2 separate regions of the Mus musculus genome follow, and region 2 is linked to region 1. Evidence: chromatin loops called from intact Hi-C (ENCODE). Cell type or tissue: heart. All regions are shown on one strand.

The links. Peaks named below come from ENCODE experiments on the same cell type or tissue, not always from the same donor. Only the 100,000 strongest peaks of a DNase experiment are listed, where the experiment ranks them.
Region 2: a loop joins it to region 1, with 2.3 times the contacts of the local background. A loop is called at or near these places in 6 of 42 quality-filtered maps.

What each region holds. Positions count from the first base shown.
Region 1 is chr11:70,430,774-70,433,273 of GRCm38, forward strand. Arrb2 (arrestin, beta 2) reads left to right here and starts at 1,807. Exons shown (of 15, transcript NM_145429.5): 1 at 1,807-1,980. The coding sequence starts at 1,958. In heart, a CTCF peak has its summit at 1,356 (motif pointing right); DNase peaks (open chromatin) are centred at 1,058 and 1,658; H3K4me3 peaks cover 1,624 bases; H3K27ac peaks cover 1,783 bases.
Region 2 is chr11:70,624,138-70,626,637 of GRCm38, forward strand. It overlaps Gm12315 (a long non-coding RNA gene), which reads right to left. Exons shown (of 3, transcript XR_001780246.2): 2 at 39-187. Among named protein-coding and RNA genes, the nearest start is that of Chrne, 6.2 kb to the left of the region's middle. In heart, a CTCF peak has its summit at 1,539 (motif pointing left); no DNase peak of the experiment used is centred here.

The sequences.
Region 1 (2,500 bases):
TTGTCTCAAAGAATCATATTGGGGCTGAAGAGATGGCTCAGTGGTTAAGAGCACTTTTTGTTCTCACAGAGGATCTGGGTTCACTTTCTAGCACCCACGTGGAGGTTTATAACTGCCTGTAACTCTAGTTCCAGGGGATCTGATACCTCCATAGGCACTGTGCACACAAATGGTGATGACCATGCTTACATGCAGGCTAGCACTCAGACACATAAAGTGTAACACATTGTAACAATGAAAGAGCAGACTTAAAATGTGACAATAGAACGGGGGAGGGGTAAGCAGGTGTTAAACAAGGTCTATGTTTAAAAATTAAAGATGATCTGAGATTTTTTTTTCTCGTGTACATTGTTTTTCAAATGGAGAAAAGTGGAGAGAGAGGCATGAAGGTATTCCACTGAGGGGAAATGGGTAAGAGTAGAAGGAAGAGACCGAAGAGGAGAAAAACCTGTCTCTGTCAGTCACCCTTTTCACCCTCTGCCAAACCCAGTCAATGTTGCCCCAGCAACGAACCTCTAATATGGCCCCTCTGTTCCCCCTCCACTCCCTGTTCATCGTTTTCCCTTGACTAGCTTATCTTCTAGCGGTCTTGCTATGCTCTGTGTTACCGGAAAAGAGAAATCCCATCTCGACATTCCTCTGGTGAAAAACAAAATCCAATCAAATCATTGCTGGGCTGCGATTAAAGACAGAGCTTAGTGGTGAGTCCTTACCAAGCATGCGTGAGGCCTTAGCAGAAAATTACATTACATTAAATTAGATAAACACTACAGATCCTCAGGCTCTTTCTTTCACCTGCTATACAAAGCCTTCCGCAGTCTCTTCCTTCCACAGTCTGCAGCTCTCTGCCTCCTGCCATCTAACCCACAAGCACTCGTCTATAAAGAATGTCCTTTCCCCACTTCTGCCCATCCTTCAGAATGTCTGTCCTCAAATTTCCCATCCAATGGAGTGAGTGACTGCACTCCCTCCTCCCCCACGCTGGCCAAGCAAAGGCTTTTGGGCTTTTAGTTGCTTGATGTTCTGAGTCATACCTCTATTATAGCATTCCTGGGAGCATAATATAATACCTGTTCCTATGTCTCAAAGATCCCAGGAAAGTTAGGCCATGATAATTCATGTTTGGTCCCGATGGCTTGGCACAATGACTAACACGAAATGGAGAGGGAGGGAAGGATGAAGAAAATAAGAGATGGATGGAGTGGGTGAATGATAGCTAGGATAGACAGTCGAGATGACAAGGTCTGAAAAATGTTTTAATGTTTGACCCTGCACAAAAAAAAAAAAAAAAAAAAAAAAAAAAAAAAAAATCAAAGACGATACACCAGGGGGAGCTGAAGACCACAAGAACGCGGGAAAGGCAGGCCAAACGAGGCTGCAAGCTCAGGGATGAGCAGCGCGTCCCAAAGCAAGCATCATCACGCAACTGATACGGTGCATCCACGTGGGCAGCCCTTGGCCCTCAGAACTAGACAGCACTTGAGCTCATTCCCACCGCCCCCTCGATCCCGTCCCTCCTCCACTACAGTGAAAGCAAACAAAGGGGAGGTATCCCTGCAGGGCTACGGATACCAACGGCCAATCAGCTGCTTCTAATCTCCTCGAAGGCGGCCGCCTGCTTTTAAAGGGGCCCAATCTAGTTCTAAAAGCTTGAGGAGGGGCGGGGAGATCGGGAGTAGGGACGGCGCGGGGAGGCTTCCCCGAGGGAAACGGAGGGCGGAGGCGTGGGGCGGAGCCAGCTCGAGGAGGGCGGGCTGCGCCGCGGCGCGCGGGATCCGGCTGACGCAGCTGGCCCCGGCTCCCCGAGACCCAGACCGCGAGGGGAGGGGAAGGAGGAGAAAGAGTGAGGACGCGCGTGCGCAGTGGCGCGGGGAGGAGCGGGGACCTGGCAGCAGGCGAGGAGGCTGCGAGCGAGCCGCGAACCCGGCGGGCGGAGGGCGGCGAGCGCGCGCGCACCATGGGAGAAAAACCCGGGACCAGGTAAGGGAGGTGGGGCCGTGCCGCGGGGCATGGGCGGCTGCTCGTGGGGTGTGCCAGGTTGATCCACAGACAAGGACACCGGGGAAGAAACCCCGGGGCCGGACGCCTGGGTCCCTAGAGGGTAGCGGTCCGGGGCCGCAAGCCTTGGTCCTTGAGATATTGGAGTGGAGCGTGCGTGCTAGGGCTCCTGCAAAAAGCAAGACCTGATGGGGATCGGGAAACCCACGCCTGGGTTCTCGCAGAGATGTAGGAGTCGGACTACTGGGTTCTCTGTGCAGGCTGTGATGCAAGGGCGGAGGAAGGAGGAGCAGGTGGCCGGCCCCGAGGGGTTGTGTGCTGGGAGACTGGATGCTGGGAAGGGATTCCCCTAGACTCGTGCCCAACCAATGGAAAGCCTCCTGCCCAATACCCCACAGTCTGATTGCTCCCACCTGTCCCAAGGGCCCGATAGCTCTGCTACCAAACTTCTGCCTTCTAGGTTGCTAGGAGCAACAGCTTCTTCTTGAGAGAGAAGAGTGTG
Region 2 (2,500 bases), 190 kb after region 1:
CACCTTGGGTGAAGGATATTTCAGAAACAATTTCTCACCTCAGGTTAAAGGCCAAACACAAGATGATGTAATGTGAAGGGATGCCTCACGTCAATCAACAGCACCTGGACAGCACATCCATCCATGGGGAAAGCCAGGCACCATGACTTGGGTTTAGAGAATGAGGTGATGAACCTGCATGTGGAACCTGAAAGGCAGGAGGGAAGGGCTCAGAGTTAGAAAAACTTCTAAGAAATTCTAGCCAGCACGCTGGAATCCCAGCACTTGAGAGATGTAGGCAGGAGGATCAGGAGTTGAAGGCCAACCGTGGCTACATCAGACCCTGTCTCAGTTGAACAAACCAAGTAACCAACCGTAGTCCCCAAAGCAGTTTGAGGTAGGACTCAAATAACACAGGGATGCAGTAGGCAGATGGTGCTAACAATTGATGCTATGGCCTCAATGTGCTTTAATATGCTCACTATCAATACTGAATATTTATGCCACTCATTTGAAAGCAGATGATGCCAGGTGAAGTGGTATGGGTCTTTAGTCCTAGCAGAGACAGGTGCAGGGGGCGGGAAGGTGTCTCTGAGTTCTACAGCCTGCTCTACCTAGCAAGCTCCAGGTCAGCCTGAGCTATGTAGTGAGACCCTGTCTTAAAACAACCACTGCTGGGTGTGGTGGTGCACAGTTTTAATCCCAGCACTTGGGAGGCAGAGGCAGGCAGATTTCTGAGTTCAAGGCCAGCCTGGTCTACAAAGTGAGTTCCAGGGCTACACAGAGAAACCCTGTCTCGAAAAACAAACAAACAAACAAACACCCAGCTACAACGAAAACAAACAAACAAACAACAAAAAACAGTAAAGTAGACAGCCACTTTGGAAAGCTGGCAGCTTCCTACAGTGTTTTTTTTTTAATTTATAATTTATTTATTTTAACCTTTTAAAAATTAATATTTATTATATCCCAAATGCTACCCCTTCCCTAGACCCCCCTCACAGAGTCTCTCCCTCCATCCCCCTCCCCTTCTCCTTCATAGGAGTGCCCCCCTCCCAGGTAGCCCCCCACTCTGACATTCTTCGAGGCCAGACAAGGTACCCCTGTTGGTGAATGGATACTACAGTCAGGCTACAGCTTTAGGGACAGCCTCCACTCCAGTTGTTGGGGGCCCACATAGAGACTGAGCTGCACATCTACTACATACGTGCTGAGGGCCTCGTTCCAGCTTGTGTGTGTGCTTTGGTTGGTGGCTCAGTCTCTGCGAGCTCCCAGGGCTCCTTGTTAGTAGACCCTGTTGATGTTTCTATTGGGCTGCCATCCCCTTCAGTTCCTTCAATCCTTCCCCCAGCTCTTCCATAAAAGTCCCCGACCTCCATCCAATGCTTGGCTCTGTATATCTGCATCTGCTTCAGTCAACTGCTGGGTAGAGCCTCTCCGAGGAGTTATGCTAGGTTCCTGTCTGCAAGCCTAACAGAGTATCACTAATAATGTCAGGGATCCCCACTGGGTCCTTCACAATCATCTGTGACTCCAGGGGATCCTATGCCCCCTTCTGGCCTCTGCGGGCACTGCATGCACGTGGTGTATTCAAGAAAACACTAAAGCATAAAATAAATACAATCAAAGAAGAGGAGGAAGAGGAGAACAAGAAGGAGGAGGAAGAATTATTACAGTGGATTCTATATAAATTAAGTGATTGGCACCTATGTCAATGAGTTACCTTAATATTATAAATATGTCCATTCTCCCTAAGGTAATCTATAAATACTTTTAAAAAGAAACTTGATACTCATTTAAAAATATACATACATACCAGCATAAAGGTTCATGAAGAGCTTTGTCAGTTTTGAAAAGGACCATAGGAGGGACTCAGCCTACCCAATATTAGAACACCTCACAAAAACAGCAGCAACACTGTACCAGCAGGAGTGCCAGTTCCCGGGTCCTGGGAAGAAGGAGGGGACTCTGGACATCAGTGGGAGAGGCCATTATCAACACAATGAGCAATGGCATCTATGGTGAGAAAGCAAGCAAGCTACTCCCACACTTCACACCAGATAAAAAGCAAACCCAGGTGAATTAGAGAGTACCAAAGAAAACTAGAACTAACTGAAGAGACTATAGGAGTCTTTTGTGATTTGGGGGTGGGATTTTTTTTTTAAAACAGTGTACCAAAACCACTGCCATAGAAAAAAAAACATGGGATAGGGTGGTGGTGGTACACTCCTTTAAACCCAAAGCTCAGGAGGCAGAGGAGAGGGGCAGAGGGGCAGAGGGGCAGAGGGGCAGTGGAGGGGCAGAGGGGCAGAGGAGGGGCAGAGGCAGAGGCAGCCAGGGTTACAAAAAGAAATCCTGTCGTGTGTGTGTGTGTGTGTGTGTGTGTGTGTGTGTGTGTGTGTGTGTGTGTGTTACTCAGTCCTCAAGATGGGATGCTTCAGTGCTCCCAATCCGGTGCTGGAAAGTTGAAAGCTCTTTGAGAGCTGCTGGTCCCTATTCCACTATGAAGGCTTGGAATGGT